Regions from separate parts of the Homo sapiens genome. Here region 2 is linked to region 1. Evidence: chromatin loops called from intact Hi-C (ENCODE). Cell type or tissue: heart right ventricle. All regions are shown on one strand. Links, peaks and the distances in the headings refer to the core of each region. The heading gives the core; the rest is flanking DNA. Region 1 has its middle 51 kb from the start of LINC02452. Region 2 has its middle 34 kb from the start of TRD-GTC2-8.

Region 1 (9,081 bases), core at 1,082-9,081:
AGTCTCAGCTACTTGGGAGGCAGAAGCAGGAGAATCGTTTGAACCCTGGAGGTGGAGGTTGCAGTGAGCCGAGATTGTGCCACTGCACTCCAGCCTGGGCAACAGAGGGAGACTCCATCTCAAAAAAAAAAAAAAAAAAAGAAAAAAAAAGAAAAAGGAAAAAGAAAGTGTGCAGCACTTCCCCCTTTGTTCTCTCTCTCTCTCTCCTGACATATGAAGATCTGTCTGCTTCAACTTTGCCTTCCACCATGATTGTAAGTTTCATGAGGCCTCCCCAGAAGCAGAAGCCTGGACAGCCTGCAGAACTGTGAGCTGATTAAACCTCTTTTCTTTATAAATTACCCAGTCTCAGGTAGTTCTTTATAGCAGTGCAAAAATTGACTGATACTCACTCTGATGTAATCTGAACCAGTCATTCAGACCAGAGTAAAAAAGGTGAAGAAATAGTTCCAGGCCTTTGGGAGGCTGGGGTGGGTGGATCACGAGGTCAGGAGATCGAGACCATCCTAACATGCTGAAACCCCATCTCTACTAAATATACAAAAAATTAGCCGGGCATGGCAGCGGGTGCCTGTAGTCTCAGCTACTTGGGAGGCTGAGGCAGGAGAATGGTGTGAACCCGGGAGGTGGAGCTTGCAGTGAGCCGAGATCGCACCACTGCACTCCAGCCTGGATGACAGGGTGAGACTCCATCTCCAAAAAAAAAAAAAAAAAAAAAGAAATAGTTCCAGGCTTTCAATTTGCTCCAAGAGTGTGCTCTTTGTATCAAGAATATATTATCGTATAAATGTTGAAGCCAAACATCTGAGTTTGAATGTGGCAGGTGGGGGGTTGCAAAAGATGTGATCCTGCTGTTTCTAGCATTGTACAGAAATCAATCTATTCCATATTCAAGTGAATTTGCTGAATTGCTGATCAAAAAGGACTAAATCCATTAAAACCTTATGTCCTATGCTGCAGGGGCATCAAGCTTGTGTGCTTCCTGGGACTCTCTTGTGCATCGATTTTAACTTTTTTATGTGGACAACCTAAGTGGGAACTGGAGCATAGATTGGCATCATCATCCATTAAGTGTTTAGCTTCTTTGTTAAACAATGTTCCCCTGCAAATGTTCATATTGTAAACACCAATAACCACTAGATCCCTTGTGTTCTTAAAAGGCATAGAAAATTGTAAAATTTTTAATGTGGATACAAAATGGCTCACATTCAAAGAGCAATAAGCCTTATCAAGGCAGAATTCTACACAAGGTCTTTTTACTTGATTTTGTCCCAGTGGCAATAGAGCAGGTTATCCCCTAACAGCTGATCTTCACTTCTTCGTTTAATAACATAGCCTCTGAATCTTAGCCAGATCCATGACTGTTCCACTAAAAACTATTTTCTAGCCTCCCTTGCACTTGGTTGAGGTTAGAAATACATTTGAACTGATGTAGGCGACGTGATCTGGGCAAAAGTGATAAGTACCACTTCTGGTCCATGACCTTAAAGGAAAAGGATAACACCCTCACTTCTTCCTTCTCCCCTTTCTGCAGGCTGGGATACAGCTATGATGGCAGGACCTGGAGCAGCAATCTTCAACCATGAGGTGGAAGACTTCTGTTGAGGATAATGGAAAATCAAGGTGGAAGAAATTTGAATTTCCGTGATTGTGGAGCCCCCGCATTAGCCTTGGACTGTTGATGCTCTGACTGAATTACAGGACAGAAGATAAACTTCCACTTGTTTAAGCTACTGTTATTCTGACCTTTCCAACAGTAGCCAAACTAGTATCCTAACTAATATCCTAACGCTTTGGGCACTGGAACCTTAACTTTAGTAATTTACATGTTTTTTCCTTTTTTTAAAAAATTTATTTTTTGTAGAGACGGGGGTCTTGCCATGTTGCCCAGGCTGGTCTTTAACTCTGGGCTCAAGTCATCCTCCCACCTTAGCCTCCCAAAATGCTGGGACTACAGGCATGAGCCACTGTGCCTGGCCCTAATTTAGGTGTTTTTTCATACAGTAGAAAAAATATATGTTGTTCCAGATAGATAGATAGATAGATAGATAGATAGATAGATACACAGACAGACAGACAGACAATACACACACTCATACAAACACTTGAGAGATTTATTAACTAGGGATTTAGAGGATCACTGCAGAACTGGTTGTAAAGAACTCATCCCACACTCTGCAATGTGAAGTATATACAACTCATTTTATTTTTTTGAGACAGAGTGTCGCTCTGTCACCCAGGATGGAGTGCAGTGGCACAATCTCAGCTCACTGCCTCAGCCTCCCGAGTAGCTGGGACTACAGGCGCCCACCACCATGCCCGGCTAATTTTTTGTATTTTTAGTAGAGATAGGATTTCACCGTGTTAGCCAGGATGGTCTCGATCTCTTGACCTCATGATCTGCCTGCCTTGGCCTCCCAAAGTGCTGGGATTACAGGCATGAGCCACCACGCTGGGCCCATTTTATTTTTTATATAGAATGTTCTAAAGGCTATAGAGTGAATGATAATGAACCTCCAGTGAGGTGGCAAAGAGCACAAGTTCTGGAACCAGACAGACCAGCTAAATGACCAGGGGCAAGTTACTTAACCTCTGAGTGTCCAGGTTGCCCCATCTGTACAAAGCAGGGACCATGAGGATGACCTGAGATCATACAGGTAAGACGCTTAGAACCAGACATTAGTGCCTGGCACATACCAAGCACTGAATAAATATTAACTACTACTATTATTATTAGTTACACTAATTAGCCAGTAATGATGCTATAGAAATGTGGCTAATGGAATAATTCTAGACTTTTCTTGATCTATTTGTACGTATCAGACGTGGTCTTATTCAAGACATCTAGTCAAAAATGTTTACTTCTGGCTGGGCATGATGATTCATGCCTGTAATCCCACACTTTGGGAGGCCAAGGCAGGAGGATCACTTGAGCCTAGGAGTTCAAGACCAGCCTGGGCAAAATAGCAAGACACTGTCTCTGCAAAAACCAAAAGCATTAGCTGGGCATGGTGGTGTGCACTCGAAATCCCAGCTACTCAGAAGGCTGAGGCAAAAGGATCACTTGGCCCAGGAGTTTAAAGTTACAATGAGCTATGATTGCACCACTGCACTCCAGCCTGGGTGATCCAGCAAAGCCCTGGCTCTAAAATTCAAAAAGGGGAAAAAAAGGTCTACTTTTGCCTGGAATGCCTTATTAACGAATCCTAATCTTGGTTTATGTGCATCCTCCAGGTAGTATCTGAAATAGTACAGCATCGTCTCTTTGTAAATTGATTTCTAAAGGAAGTTTGAACAATAGCAATAGAAGTTTAGATATAGCTGTCTGTCTCACTGGAGCCATCACCTCTGGCTTCTCCTTGCTGTGGACAAGGCTGTAATTTATCCTCCTCTCTGATGGCCACAGTCATCTCTGCTCATGGCAGTGGGGGCTTGGAGAAGTGGATTTACTGAGTAGTGAATGAAGTTTAACCTTCACGGCCTTTCATTTGGTTGGGCCCATTCTAAAGCTCCAAGCATTCCCTGCCAGGATTGCAAAGACCATGGGGCCAGTCCTGGGGCTGCAGGCAGGGTGGATAGGCTTTTTGCATCATATGCACAGCCACCCAGTGCCCACCTGCTGTTGGTGGACCTCCAGGAGGCTTCTAGTGCTATCTCTGATCCTAAGAAGGAAGGTTTGAACGAGATGCCGCTCTGTTCCCTGCTCAGAGGCTACTACAGCCAGGTTTCATGGCCACCCCAGGACTAGCCGGAACATGGAGTGGCAAGGAGCTGGCTGAGCTGGACCGGCTGCTGTCAAAGACACTGTTTGATTGGCCGGGTGTGGTGGTGCATGCTTGTAGCCCCAACTACTCTGGAGGCTGAGGCGGGAGGATCTCTTGAGCCCAGGAGTTTGAAGCTGCAGGGAGCTATGATCATGCCACTGTACTCCAGCCTGGGCCACAGAACGAGACCCTGTCTCTAAACAAAATACACTGAGCAAGAAACCATAGAGGATGTTGGAGGAGGAGCATTGCCAACAAAGAATTCTGAAGCACAAAGAAACTTTTCTAAACTACCAACATTGGCCAGGCAAGGTGGCTTACGCCTGTAATCCCAGCACTTTGGGAGGCCAAGGCGGGTGGATCACCTGAGGTCAGGAGTTCAAGACCAGCCTGACCAACATGGTGAAACCCCGTCTCTACTAAAAATACGAAAAATTAGCCAGGCATGGTGGTGAGAACCTGTAATCTCAGCTATTCGGGAGGCTGAGGCAGGAGGATCACTTGAACACGGGAGGCGGAGGTTGCAGTGAGCCGAGATCGCACCACTGCGCTCCGGCCTGGGCAACAAGAGCAAAACTCAGTCTCAAAAAAAAAAAAAAGAATAAAAATAAAAATAAAAAATCAACATTAGGAGAAAAAAAAAACATGCAAGAGGAAAGCCAGGATTACCTTTCTATTCTCTAAAATAACTATTTTACAACATTGTTGTTATGTGAACAGGTAAGACGGAATGCAGTCAAAACTGTAGGAAAAAACAGTGTTCTTGAGGTGACTCAGGTAGTTAATTAGCAGAGAAAATATTATGTTATTTTAATGGATTTTGTGGTGTTTGTGGTATTTGTCAGCTTTTTAAAAATTTGTCAATACTCATTTCATACCTAAGCTTGTACTTGTAATTTTGTACTCTTTTCCTTAAGGAGCCTCTCTGAAATTGGGTAAGCCGTGACACCCACAACAGCTGAATTTTCCCCCAGGAGAGAGTTTACACCCACTTCAGTGAGAACACTTTTTTGTTAGTGTTTTAGCTGAACACTGACTGGCCATGTTGAGTGACACTTTCTGGGCAATGTCATTAATCGGCCCCCAGAAGCAGGAACTCCAGCATCCGTGGAGAATCAGTTGATGCACAGGTCCGGGTGCCTTGCACAAGGATTAGTGATTCATCTCCAGGGGGTAATGAAAGTGAATGTGGTGTTTCCTTTTGATTCCTTGCAGCTCTCTTTCCAAATATCATGAATGTGCAGTTACTTCCTAACGGTAACTGAAAGGTCAAGAAAAGAGCTTTCACTTTTGGCCTTTCTGGCCTCAAAACCTCAGTTGGCTACAGTCTAGTTGCATTGGGTGCACTGACTGTGGTCTGGGAAAGTCACTGTCTTATCTCCCACATGCCCCTTTCATGCTTCTCTGCTCCACCACATGAGATGTTGAATGGAGTAAGGCAGTTCCATTTCTAAACCCAGCAAAGGAAATAGGCTGAATTTTAAAGATGATCTTGGCTAGTGTAATCCCCTTCCCTTGGAAATGAAGCTGGAGGGGGTGGGGAGGAGTTGAGGATGGGTCAAAGGTGAAGAGAAGGATGGAGCCTGCTTGTGGACCATGACATGTCATTCCTCACTGCTGTGACCGAGTACAAGACACAGAATCTCTCATGTGAACCTTTGTGATACTTAAGAGTTCCCCAGACAAGGCTTGCCCCTACCCCCAGCCCAGTCTCCACAGAAGGGCCAGAGCTGTTTATAATAAGATCATATCACACTTCTGCTTAAAATCCTCCAGTGGCTGCCCATGGCCATGACAACAAAAGGCACACTCTATACTGCGGCCTAGGAGACCTCCCACAGTGTGGCCACTGCTTCTGCTTCTGCTAACCACACATCCCCCACAACCCAGTCCCAGGCCAGTCTGCGCTTTAGCCTCTCTCCCTCCCTCCCTCCCCCTTTTGTCTGCCTAACTTTCTCCCTTCCTCTCTCCCTCCCTTCCTTCTTTCCTTCCCTCCCTCCCCCTTTTGTCTCTCTGCCTTTCTCCCTTCCCTCTCCTCCCCACCCCTCCTCTTCCATCTTTTTCTTTATAACAGCTTTATTGAGGTATCATTCACATACCATACAATATCACCCATGTAAAGTATGCAATTCAATGATTTTTAGTATATTTACAGAGTTGTGCAACCAGCACAATAAATTTTAGAACATTTTCATCACTGAAAAGAAACTCTGTACCCATTAACATCCTTCTTATTTACCCAACACTCCTCAACCCCAAGCCCTAGGCTACCACTAATCTATTTTCTATCTTTATAGATTTGCTTATTCGTATATTCCTTCTAAATGCAATACCATATACAGGCTTTTGTGCCTGGCTTCTCTTACTTAGCATAGTATTTCTGAGGCTCATTCATATTGTAGCATATATCCGAATTTTATTCATTTGGCTGAATGATATTCCATTGTATTGGTATTCCACACTTTATTTATCCATTTATCAATTGATGGACATTTGGATTTTTTCCATGTTTTGGCTATTATGAATGATGTTGCGTGAACACTTGTGTGTAAGTTTTTGTGTAGACATGTCTTCAATTCTCTTAGGTAAACACCTAGGATAAGAACTGCTGGATCCTGTGATAACTCTATGGTTAACATTTTGAGGACAGACAGACTCTTTTCCAGGGTGGTTAAACCATTTTATATTCCCACTAGCAATACAGAGTATCAGGGTTCCAACTTCTCTACACCCTCATCAACAATTATTATTTGTCTTTTTAAAAATAGTCATTCTAGCGGGTGTGAAATGGTATCTCCTTGTGGTTTTTATTTGAATTTCCCTCGTTATACATCTTTTGTTGTGCTTATTGGACATTTTGTGTATCTTTCTCGAAATATTTGTTCAGATCCTTAATCCATTTTTTTTCTTCTTTTTTTTGAGACAGAGTCTTGCTCTGTTGCCAGGCTAGAGTGCAGCAGCACGATCTTGGCTCACTGCAACCTCTGCTTCCCGGGTTCAAGTGGTTCTCCTGCCTCAGCCTCCCAAGTAGCTGAGACTACAGCTGCCCACTACCACGCCCAGTTAATTTTTGTATTTTAAGTAGAGGTGGGGTTTCACCATGTTGGCCAAGCTGGTCTTGAACTCTTGACCTCAAGTGATCCACCTGGCTCGGCCTCCCAAAGTGCATGGATTACAGGCATGAGCCACCGCGCCTGGCCTATTGACCCATTTTTAAATCGGGTTGTTTTCTTTTTGTCGTTGAGTCATGAGTTCTTTATATATCGTGGAGAGTAGACCCTTATCGGACATATGATTTGCAAGTATTTTCTCCCATTCTGTGGGTTGTCCTTTCACTTTTGATGGTGTCCACTGACGCAAACATTTCTAATTTTTATTAAGTCCAATTATCCATTTTTTCTTCTGTTGTGTATGTTTTTGATGTCATACCTAAGAAAGCTTTGCTTAACCCAACGTTATGGAAACTTACTCCTATATTTTCTTCTAAGAATTTTATAATTTTGGTTTTCACATGGAGGTCTATGATTTGTTTTGAGTTAATGTGTGAATATGATATGAGATAAGGGTCCAACTTCATTCTTTCACATGTGGATATCCAATTGTCCCAGATCCTTTTGTGAAGGACTATTCTTTCCCCCATTGAACTGTCTTGGCATTCTTAGCCACATCACTTTCTATTCCCCCATTTAAACAATGTAATAGATTATATTAGAATAGACAACATCAAAGTATAGTTAACCATGGACTCTAAAGCCAGACCTGCTGTACTGAACCTCCACAGTGTGACCACTTACTAGCTATGTGGCCTTTGGCAAATCACTTCTCTGTGCCTCAGTTTTTACACCTGAATAATGTGTTCTTCATAGAGCTATTGTAAATATTAAGTGGGTTAAAAAAATTAAATGGGTTGGTATATGTAAAGCACTTAAGCTCAGGTGTGGTGGCTCATGCCTGTAATCCCAGCACTTTGGAAGGCTGAGGCAGGGGGATCACTTAAGCTCAGGAGTTCAAAACCAGCCTGGACAACATGGCAAAACCCCATCTCTATAAAAAACACAAAAATTAGCCAGCCATGGTAGTATGCACCGGTAGTCTCAACTACTCAGGAGGCTGAGGTGGGAGGATTGCTTGAGCCCTGGAGGTGGAGGTTGCAGTGAGCCGAGATCATGCCATGACACTCCAGCCTGAGCGACAGAGCCAAATCCTGTCTCACAAATAAGTAAAGCTAAAAAGCACTTAAAACAATGCCTGGCAGGTGATAAACACCTTGTAAGTATTTTGCTATACAATTTCTACAAAAAGTTTTTGCTCAGTTTCTGCCATTGTGAAGAAAATAATGTTTATGAATCTGAATCACAAGGCATGATTTGTTTCTTATTGACCACGTTTGTAACAGTAGATTGCTAAAATAATGCCACATAACAATCAAAAATCTTAGTGGCACACAGCATGAGGCATTTACTTTTTTTTTTTTTTTTTTTTTTTTTGAGACGGAGTCTTGCTTTGTCACTAGGCTGGAGTGCAGTGGCGCGATCTCAGCTCACTGCAACCTCTGCCACCCAGGTTCAAGTGATTCTCCTGCCTCAGCCTCCTGAGTAGCTGAGACTACAGCTGCGAGCCACCATGCCCAGCTAATTTTTGTATTTTTAGTAGAGATGGGGTTTCACCATGTTGGCCAGATGGTCTCCAACTCTTGACCTCGTGATCCGCCTGCCTCGGCCTCCCAAAGTGTGAAGCATTTATTTCCCATGAGTTTGGGGGTGGCTGGGCAGCTCCACTGATCTCATCTGGGCTCACTCACTCCTCTGTGGATCAGCTGATAATCAGCTAATCTAGGCTGGGCTTGGCTGAGCAGGTCTGCTTCAAGCTTCAGGTCTTGCCAAGCTTGGCTCCCCATCACTGGACTTGGTTCTGCTCCACATGTCTTCTATTTGGGCCTAGTCTAAGGGGTAGCAGCTTCCTGGGGGAAGCTCTTATCATGATGTTAAAGGCACAAAAGGGCAAACTTAATCCTCTAAGCACGTTTGAAGTCTCTGCTTGTCTCCTGTCTGCTAACATCCTATTGGCTGAATGACAAGGTCAGAGAAGTTCACTCCCACAGTCTCATTGATCAAAGCCAGTCACACGACTGAGCCCAACATCAGTTAGATACAAAACAACGATCTGTTGAGCAATAATCTAATATATTCCTAGTCAAAAGAGTTTGAGAAGCATTGCTCTAAAGCAGCAGTCAGCAAACTAGTGCCTGCAGGGCAAATTGAACCCACCACTTTTTTTTTTTTTATATATAAAGTTTTACTGAAACCCAGCCTGGCCC
Region 2 (10,502 bases), core at 1,064-9,063, 51 kb after region 1:
GGTCAATTACAATTTATTTTCAAAAGTACTTGTTCTTTATCTAAAACTTACATTTAACAAAGCATCATCTATTTTCTCTGACTACCCCACCCCAGGTACAGAATGCCTCCGGAAGTTTCTTTATCTTTTCTTTTTTTTTTTTTTTTGAGACAGAGTCTCGCTCTGTCACCAGGCTGGAGTGACTTGATCTTAGCTCACTGCAACCTCTGCCTCCCGGGTTCAAGGAATTCTCCTGCCTCAGCCTCCCGAGTAGCTGGGACTACAGGCGCGCACCATTACACCCAGCTAATTTTTTTTGTATTTTTAGTAGACATGGGGTTTCACTGTGTTGGCCAGGATGGTCTCGATCTCTTGACCTCGTGATCTGCCTGCCTCAGCCTCCCAAAGTGCTGGGATTACAGGCGTGAGCCATCGTGCCTTGCCTGCCTCCAGAAGTTTCTACTGAAGGCAGAGGTGAAAGGAAACCCGCTGTGAATGCTGACGTCTTATTCACTAGTCTTTGAACTCTTCTAGGGGCTGGCTGCCAGACTCAAAGCATTGTTTGCTTATGGGATGAACGTCTTAATGCAGGGAAACTGAATGGCCAGTTGTCATCAACCCAACCAAAGGGACTCCGCAAAAAAAGTAATGTTGTTGTTCTGTAATAGGTAAATGTCAGATAGTTCTATTCTCAATGGCAAGCTGATGAAGCCCACCCCAGTCCACACACTTTCTCTCCTGTTCAGAATCTGTTGCTAGGTGGGTGGCTCGGGCTGTTCTTCCTCTCCCTTCCTTGTTGCCCTCTCAGCCTCTGCAATGGGGCTGTGAGGAGACCAAACCCCATCAGCTCCTCCTTGGTATTTCCTCATTCCACCATTCAGAGCATTTCCCTGAACCTGTTTGCTGAGCATCTGGGCAAATATTTGGTGGGGAAAGTGATTTAATTTTTTTAATTGAGGTGAAATTCACATAACATAAAATTAACCTTATTTTTTTTTTTTCTGAGACAGAGTCTCACTCACTCTGTTGCCCAGGCTGGAGTGCAGTGGTGCAATCTCAGCTCACTGCCTCCTGGTTTCCAGTGATTCTCCTGCCTCAGCCTCCCGAGTAGCTGGGATTACAGGCACGTGCCACCATGCCAGGCTAATTTTTGTATTTTTAGTAGACATGGGGTTTCACCATGTTGGCCAGTCTGGTCTTGAACTCCTGACCTCAAGCAATCTGCCCGCCTTGGCTTCCCAAAGTGCTAGGATTACAGGCGTGAGCCACCGTGCCTGGCCAAATTAACCATTTTAAAGTGTACAATTCAGTGGCATTTGGTACATTCACAGTATTGTGCAACTTCCACCTCTATGTGGTTACAAAGCATTTTCTTCGCCCCTAGAGAAAACCCTGTACCCATGAAGCAGTTGGCTGTCAGCAATTTAAATTTAATTTTAAATTTTCACATTTTTAATTAAGCAAATTTAATTTCAAATTTGTCTCTTTAGAAATAGAGAGGCTCCCTCAAACTGCCCCTTGTGAGGCTGAAGTGAGGGGAATGAGAGAAATGGAAAGAGCAATTCTTGAGTTGAGTCAGTGGACAAGACTGGTTTCCAAACCTAATTGCAGATCTCTCACTGGTTTATAGGATTGAAGGCTATAGATTAAACGGCTCCAGAAAGACAGGTGTGTGCATGAAATGAGTCCCTGGTGATTGACAGAAGAGGGTTCACTTTAAGGCAGGGCTTACCAGGGAAAGTGGCAGAAGCTGCCAGACTATGCAAACAATGGGGAAGGGAGTCACAGGGCATGAAAGGGTCTTGTGAAGGGTGTAACCTGCTCACAGAGCACATTCTTGGGGACTAGGGTAAGAGAAGAGTCTACAAAAAGGAGCACAATGGGCTTGAGCTTCTGGGTTCAGAGGGAGCCGATGAATCACCTTGGGGAGGTGTCCCATTGCCCCTTGGCCAGTGAGAGCCTGAGATTTCCTGATTTACAGGAGTTGGTTCCTTCTCAGAGGAACACTTGACTCTCTCCTGTCTAGAGAGACCAATCCTCCTTATTGTATGTAAAATCTGGTGCAACTGCATTTTTGGAGACCACTGGTACTTCCTGCAGTGACTTGCTTGCAGCAGTTTTCTTTATTCTCCAGCTGGTTCCAGCTTCTTTTAATCTCTAGTTGTTTTCAGCAGTCCCTAGCTCACCACAAAGCCAGAAGCTTCCCAGTTTGGAACAGAGTTGCAGGGGTAATCCTCTTTGTTCAAGATTTGGGAGTTAACTGTTGGGCCAATGCCCCCTTTATTGCAAAGTTTGCAAGGAAAAGAACAAAGGAAGAGGAAGATCCACTGGGACAGTTGGAGCTGCCAGGTGGCACAGAGCTGTACAGTCCTTCACTGAACAAATGTTTATTGAGGGCATGCTGGCACAAGGCACTGCTGTAGAAGATGCAAGTGGTTATAGCCCACCCTGAGCTACTGCATTTTATGTGCCAGGCACTGTTCTTGGGGCTTTGCTTATATTCACTTATACTGAAGGACAACAGCCCAGTGATTATTTATGGGAAAGTGAGCTTTTCCCACCCTTGCCTCAGGGTGGCGGTTGCCCAAAAGTGGGGTTCGTCCTGTGTCCATGCCTCCTTACCTGCCACCTCAACCACCAAAAGGAACTGAACCTCCCCTGCTACTCCAGCTCATGTGCAATAATCACAGAACACAAGGAAGTTAGGGTAACAAGAGCAGAAAAGTGGAAAAACAAATACCTCTACCCCTCTGCACAGATGCTGTGTCTGCCTCACAAATATCTTTAACCTCCATCATCTCATCATTGCTCCCTTGCCCCATGGATGGAAGCAGTTGTCCCCTCTGTCTAGCTTTACAGACACTTTGCTCAAGCATCAGAGCAGATACAGTATTCAAATGGGATGCCCTGAATAATATGTCTTCTTTAGGCATCAGGCAGGAATGTCTGAAGATGAAAAACCCTAAAACAAGTGCACAAGGGCCTTGTTGATGTTTCTAAGAATAGCGCTGGGAGAATCTCCTTGGCCTAGCCTGGAAAGTCATCATTCATCCTGGGTTGCGGGGATGAAGAATCCTGCCAGTGTCATTCTATATACTCTTTTCTGATAAAGATACTTTGTTAAATGTAACTCAGTGCAATTTGATTTTATATCCTTAAAAGATTTCTTTCATATGAACAAATCCACAAGGTAAAAAAAAAAAAAGTTTTGGCCGGATGCAGTGGCTCATTCCCGTAATCCCAGAACTTTAGGAGGCTGAGGTGGGAGGATCACGAGGTCAGGAGATCAAGACCAGCCTGGCCAACATGGTAAAACCCGACTCTACTAAAAATACAAAAATTAGCAGGACGTGGTAGTGTGTGCCTGTAATCCCAGCTACTCGGGAGGCTGAGGCAGGAGAATCTCTTGAACCAGAGAGTTGGAGGTTGCAGTGAGCCGAGATTGCGCCACTGCACTCCAGCCTGGCGACAGAGCAAGACTCTGTCAAAAAAAAAAAAAAAAAAAAACCCTCCACTTTTTTTTATTTTTAATTTTTATTTATTTAATTAATTTTTTTGTATCATTATTTTTTTTGTGATGGAGTCTTGCTCTGTCGCCAGGCTGGAGTGCAGTGGTGCGATCTCGGCTCATTTCAACCTCTAACTCCCTGGTTCAAGAGATTCTCCTGCCTCAGCCTCCCAAGTAGCTGGGATTACAGGCACACGCCACTACGTCAGGCTAATTTTTGTATTTTTAGTAGAGACAGGGTTTCACCATGTTAGTCAGGATGGTCTCAACCTCCTGACCTCGTGATCCGCCCGCCTCGGCCTCCCACAGTGCTGGGGTTACACACGTGAGCCACCGTGCCTGGCCTAAAAAAAAGTTTTTATTGTGTCCTCAGTGGGGATCAGAAAATATAGTTACTGTGTTTTTCCTTCTGCATTCTGTCTGAAATTATGTCTTATTTTTAAATTTATTATTGAATGCCGCATACTGTCATTTTGTTTCCTATCTTGGATCAGGTTGTAGGTACTGTGTGTGAGTGTGCATTTGTGTGTGTGTGTGTGTGTGTGTGAGCGAGAGAGAGAATGTTGAATTGAGGTCTTTCAAGGAAGGGTTAAAGAGCCATGTGCGAATGAGCTTCTGTTCCACGGCAGGCATTTAGAATCACGGTGCTTAGAAGACGTGGTATAATGATAGGCTGCTGGTGATGATATTGCTTCCCTGGGACGCTTCAGGAAGGGTGAGGAGACTAATTGGCTGGTCTGGCAAACAATTCAAGATGAGACCAAAAGGAGGAGCCATCTGCTGGCAGGAAGTAAATGGAAATTCACCTTAGCGCTGGCCCTTCCACAGTGGGTGCACAGATGGTGACAGGCGGAACCCTTAGGGAGAGAGCGAAGGCCCTCATCTGCCAAGAGAGGAACAAAGGGGATTTGCTATTGCCTCCAGTGAACAGCCTCTTCTTTCATTTTGAGATCATGTAAGGAGTTTGCCCACATCACAAACCTGTTAGTATGAGCTTGGTGGCCTTGGGGAGTTTCCAGGCAGTATTACTGTGTAGAACTAAGAGTGAGGCTTTAGAGGAAGCAATGGAGATGGAAGTAATTGGTTTAAGATCCTGGACATGGGCACCCTCTAATCTGGGATGACCTCATGTGGCTGTGCAGCACAGAACAGCAACGGGGCTCCATTGACATGCAAAAGGCATTTCCTCGACACTCCCCCTCCCAGCCCTGCTGCAGGTCCCAGTCTGCACAGTGCTTCAGGGCAGACCTCCTCCTGACTGCTTGTAAGTTGAACCTTCGATTCAACTTTATTCCACCTGCTCAATGTAGTCCTTCGAGTTTCCAAGCAGGAAGCATTGCAAGGGCGAGTAGCTGCTGCAATAAGCCCTCATTTCTGCAAAGGAGTGGTAGTGTATGTTTTCCCAATATACCCACCTCAGATATAGTAATTTCTAAACATATCAGTGGAAACAGAATAAAACCTCTTAGATGCAAATTATCTTGGTTGCAAGGGTAAGGAGTAGGGGGGAAACCAATATGAGTTAATAAAAGAACTGAACATACTTAAAATAACATGAAATTTTTTCCCTCTAATTCCATGAGAGGTTAGACATGTAATTTCTTTACACTTGAATACATTGAGAGAATCAGTTAGGATAGCACTTTTTAAAATTTTTAATTTTCTGTCTGAAAGCCATCACTGTAAGGACTATTACTGAAAATTTAAAGGCCAAATATTTAAACGATATGAAAAATATACCATCTTGCTTAACAAGAAGTCCTGAGACAGGACAGATGCAAAGTTCGTCAACTCAATGGCTTAACAAGGTTAAGAAAGATTTGGGCTGTTTACAACCTTCCTATTCCGTTCTCACTTAGCAGGGCAGTTTTGAACCACCAGGTACCTCCCCTCATGGTCACAAGATAGCAGCCATGGTTCCAGCCATCTCACACAAATCCTACAACATCCTTTAGATGAATATTCCCTCCGTGTGTGTGTGTGTGTGTGTGTGTGTATGTGTGTGTGTGATCACAGAGGAAAAAACCTTCCCCAGGAGTACCTCATATACATACAGCTTAAACTGCTAAAACAAAAAAACTAAAAAATACGATGGTTCAAAGAAGAAAGCAATTTATTTTCTTTTCATGTATCAGTCCCAATGTATGTAAGTCTTTCTGTCTTGCTCTGCCATTCTCTGGAGTCATGTGCTTGCTTGAAGCTGGATTAGCAGTACCACCCAGTGTGCAGAAAGGGATTAAGAGAGAAAGTAAAGAACAAGCATTCTCCTTCTTAAAAACATGGTCTAGAAATTAGACTCATTATTTTTTTCTCACATCCCATTAGCCAAAACTTGGCCACACCTTGCAACGATGGAGGCTGGGAATTATAGTCTGTAATTGGGCATGCGCCTAGCTAACACTGAATGTAACTTCTGCTGAAAAGAAAGGTAAAGTGAATGTAGGGAGAAATTAACATTCTCTGCCATACTCCTCTTGTCAATTTCTGCTCACGTCTCATTGGTCAGAATTACTTAACATCATGGGATCTAAACCACTAACAGCTAGGGAATGAGACCACCAGGACTGGTTTAGGTCAGGGTTCTCAACCTCAGCACCATTGACATTTTGGACTGGATGGTTCTCTTTGTTGTGGGGGCTGTCCTGTGCATTGAAGAATGTTTAGCCGCACCCCTGCCCTCTACCCGCTAGATGCCAGTAGCACAATATGCTTACCTCTGTGGCAACAAAAACTGCAAAATATTGCCGAATTACCTCCAGTTGAAAATCACTACCTTACATCAACCACGATTTTGCCCTCTAGCAGGAATAGGATGCCCCCTTCCCTGAATCAAGTTTTTAAAAGATGGACGCTGCCAGGTGTGGTGGGCTCACTCCTGTAATCCCAGTGCTTGAGGGGCTGAAACGGGAGGATGGCTTGAGTCCAGGAGTTCAAGACCAGCCTGGGAAATGAAGTGAGATTCCATCTCTGCAAAAAATAAAATAATTAGCCTGGCATGGTGGTGCACACCTGTAGTCCCAGCTACTCAGGAGTCTGAAGTGGGAGGATCACTTGAGCCCAGACGTTCCAGGTTGCAGTGAGCTATGATCACTACATTGCATTGCAGCCTGGGTGATGGAGTGAGACCTTGTCTATAAAATAAAATAAAATGACAAACACAAAATCAGGGTTATTCTAACAGGAGTAATGGGGGCAATGGCTGCTGGGCAGGCAACCAACAGTCATCAATGTACAATGATAGAAGAAATGTCAAATAACATGTTATCCAATGAAGGCTGGTTGTGGTGGCTCAGTCCTGTAATCTCAGCACTTTGAGAGGCCGAAGCAGGAGGATCACTTGAGCCCAGAAGTTCAAGACAAGCCTGGGCAACACGGTGAGACCCTGCCTTATTTTTTAAAAAAAGGAAAAGAAAAAATAATATTATCCAGTGAAGGTTCTGTCAGATGATCTTTAATTTGTTTATTTATTCAATATATATGTATTAAAAGCATACCTGGTAGGCTGGTGCTGTGGCTCACGCCTATAATCCCAGCATTTTGGGAGGCTGAGGAAGGAGGATTGCTTGAGCCCAGGAGTTCGAGGCCAGCCTGGGTAACATGACAAGACCCCGTCTCTACAAAAACTACAAAAATTAGCTGGGTGTAGTGGTGCACACCTGTAGTCCCACCTACTCGGGAGGCTGAGGAGGGAGGATGGCTTGAGCCCAGGAGTTTGTGGTTATAGTGAGCTATGATCATACCACTGCACTCCAGCGTGTGTGACAGAGGGAGGCCCTGTCTCTAAAAAGTAAACTAAAATAAAGTAAAATAAAAAATTTGGCTGCTGAGGCTTAGCCAAAAGAAGAAGAAAAGAAGAAATATTTCCTAAAAAGAAAAAAATTATGTAATTAACAAAATATTTATGGGTAAATTGCTAATATCAAAGCTTTTTAAGTGCTTAAAAGCCATTTGACTTCTTAAATAGATTGTTTACATTATTTTCCTAGTAAATCCTTTCCCCCATTGAGTGGAAAAATAAACTTAAAACCAACTCCTATCTAAATCATGGGAAATATGGGTAAGATCCACATGAATTTATTTGGGTTTTAATTTTTTTTTTTTTTGAGACGGAGTTTTGCTCTTGTTGCCCAGGCTGGAATGCAATGGTACGATCTTGGCTCACTGCAACCTCCGCCTCCTGGGTTCAAGCGATTCTCCTGCCTCAGCCTCCTGAGTAGCTGGGATTACAGGTGCCCACCACCATGCCTCGCTAATGCTTGTATTTTTAGTAGAGATGGGGTTTCACAATGTTGGCCAGGCTGGTCTGGAGCTCCCGACCTTAGGTGATCCGCCCGCCACAGCCTCCCACAGTGCTGGGATTACAGGTGTGAGCCACCACACCCAGCCAAAGTTTTACATTTTTTCAAGTTATCATGTTAAATTCATAGACTTCATCTATACAAATAGATTTGAATTTGCTTAGAGCTTATTTTGGCTAAAGAAGTGGAAACAGAGTATAACAAACAATAATTGAACAAACTCTAAGAAATTATTGGTAACAACGTTGGCTGTTCTTCCAATTTGCTTATAATTATTTTATTCTGACTTTTTTTAGATAATCGAGCTAGTTTCACTTAGATAACCTCTAGCTCTCCTAATGTAGATGTATTTAATATAAATTAAAGAAATATTTCTTTTTATATCCTGTGGCAAATTAAATATAAATTGGGGAGCAATTGAAAAGTATGAGAGAAAACAGGCCCAAATTAATGTCATGCTGTCAGGTAGGGCTTCAGGGGCTGTTATCACATTCCTCATTTCTGCAAAATGTTTCACTTAAATCTGGAAAAATGAAAAGGCACAGTGTTTGTTAAATGCCTGAGGGCAGAGATGGGAAAAGCAAAGGTAAACTTTGTAGAGAAGTGAAGTTGGCAGGAAATTGCAAGATGAGATTTGGCTTGAAAATAGAAGCTTATTTATCAAGAAGAAAACTATGAAAAGATAAAAATACGCAATCCTCCTTGCACATTCTCCCAAATGACCCTGTGTATGGCTTGTGTGATTAGGTTAACCACTTCTATATTAAAACTAGAGAAACTTTATATTTTCCCATTGCTACTTTGCCTGAAAAAAATGGGTCATTGGCCGGGCGTGGTGCAGTGGCTTATGCTTGTAATCCCAGCATTTTGGGAGGCCGAGTGGTGGATCACGAGGTCAGGAGTTCGGAACCATCCTGGCCAAGATGGTGAAACTCCATGTCTACTATAAATACAAAAATTAGCTGGGTGTGGTGGTGCACCCTGTAATCCCAGCTACTTGGGAGGCTGAGGCAGAGAATTGCTTGAACCCGGGAGGTGGAGGTTGCAGTGAGCCCAGATCGCACCACTGCACTCCAGCCTGGGCAACTCTGTCTAAAAAAATAATAATAATAAAATAAAATAAATAAATAAAAAATCATTGCCCCAAGGTGAGTGGCAGGACTCAACTTATAGCTTTTATCAATTAGCTAGGCTTTTGCACATATAGATAACTGCATTTCTTTTTATATCCTGTGATCCAATTATATATTTTTCCCTTTAAAATATCTGTTGAAATAAGAAGCATAAGTTGTAATCACTAAAAGCATTTTTACATATTTAAAACAAAGTAAAATCTAGAACAAGAGTTGAAGACACACCAACAAGTACGTATACTCAAGCTCCTCCTTCTTGAATTAAGTCAGCTGCTAATATTTTCTGGTTTGACCTCAGAAATTAAGTAAGGAAACCACTGTGAATATTTTATTAGAGGCAAAAGTCCTTGATAATTTTTTCTTTTTTTTGAGACAGGGTCTTGCTCTGTCATCCAGGCTGGAGTGCAGTGGCATGATTACAGCTCACTGCAGCTTCAACCTCCCAGGTTCAAGTGATCCGCCTACCTCACCCTCCCAAGTAGCTGCGACTACAGGTGCCAGCCACCACACCTAACTAAGTTTTTAAATTTTTAGTAGAGATGGTGTTTTGCCATGTTGCCCAGGCTGGTCTGGAACTCCTGGGCTTAAGCAATCTGCCCACCATGACCTCCCAAAGTGCTGGGATTGCAGGTGCAAGCCACTGTCCTCGGCCCTTTATAAATGATTTTTCACTGTTGGAGCTTACTGTGCATAACAGACACCTCTGGGGATCTGTTCAACCCACAGTCCCACCTTTGTGGCCACTACTTCTGTTGGGTGGCCTCTGCCATGACTCCTCTCACTGGTCTCTAGTAACACCTTTCCTTTCCCGTTGCCCTTCAAGCCTCAGGGAGGTGCTGGCTCGTTGCTGCTGCTAATGCCTTGGTGATTTCTCATCCTGTTTGTTCGCCTTTAACCCTGGCCAAGCCTCTGTAAAACACAGTGTCTCATTAAACTTTGGTCAGTTATGTCCTATATGTGCGCCACTCGTTCCCCATAGGGACCCTATCACACTCTCTATTATTTCCTATTGCTTCTCTAACAAATTACTACACATTTGATGGCTTAAAAAAACACAAGTGTAGTATTTTATAGGTCTGGAGGTCAGAAGTCCAAAATGGGTTTAACTTAGCTAAAAGCAAGGTGTCAGCTGCGATTCATTCCTAGTGAGGTTCTAGGGCAGATTCCATTTCCTTGCCTTTTCCAGCTTCTAGAAGCTGCATTCTTCGGATCAGGGCCCCTTCTTCTCTCTTTAAGGCCCACAGTGTAGCATCTTCTCTCTCTCCTCTGCTTCCATCATCACAGTGTCTTATCTGGCTCTCACGCTCCCACCTTCATCTTTCCCTTAGAGAGCCCCCTGAGATTTGATGGGGTCCACCCAAATCATCCAGGACAATCTCCCCATCTCAACTTCCTGACTTGAAGCACATCTGCAAAGTCCCGTTTGCCAAGTAAAGTAACATACTCATATTTCCAGGAATTAGGACTTGGACGTCTTTGGGAGGCCAGGGTGGACATTATTCCGTCTACCATCCTTCCTTCAAGGCAATGGGTCCTTCTGTTTTCTTTCCCAATGCTCTGTTCCCCCAAATAGAAATACAGTCA

What was found. A loop is a pair of places that touch in the nucleus more often than their neighbours do. Peaks named below come from ENCODE experiments on the same cell type or tissue, not always from the same donor. Only the 100,000 strongest peaks of a DNase experiment are listed, where the experiment ranks them.
Region 2: it touches region 1 in a loop (2.9-fold over the local background); 34 of 110 quality-filtered maps call a loop at or near these places.

Annotation. Positions count from the first base shown.
Region 1 is chr12:96,117,404-96,126,484 of GRCh38, reverse strand. No RefSeq gene overlaps it. Among named protein-coding and RNA genes, the nearest start is that of LINC02452, 51 kb to the left of the region's middle. In heart right ventricle, for the core only: no CTCF peak of the experiment used is centred there; a DNase peak (open chromatin) is centred at 5,576; H3K27ac peaks cover 888 bases.
Region 2 is chr12:96,064,919-96,075,420 of GRCh38, reverse strand. No RefSeq gene overlaps it. Among named protein-coding and RNA genes, the nearest start is that of TRD-GTC2-8, 34 kb to the right of the region's middle. RefSeq lists an enhancer at 3,664-4,164. In heart right ventricle, for the core only: a CTCF peak has its summit at 4,297 (motif pointing left); no DNase peak of the experiment used is centred there; H3K27ac peaks cover 2,628 bases; H3K27me3 peaks cover 686 bases.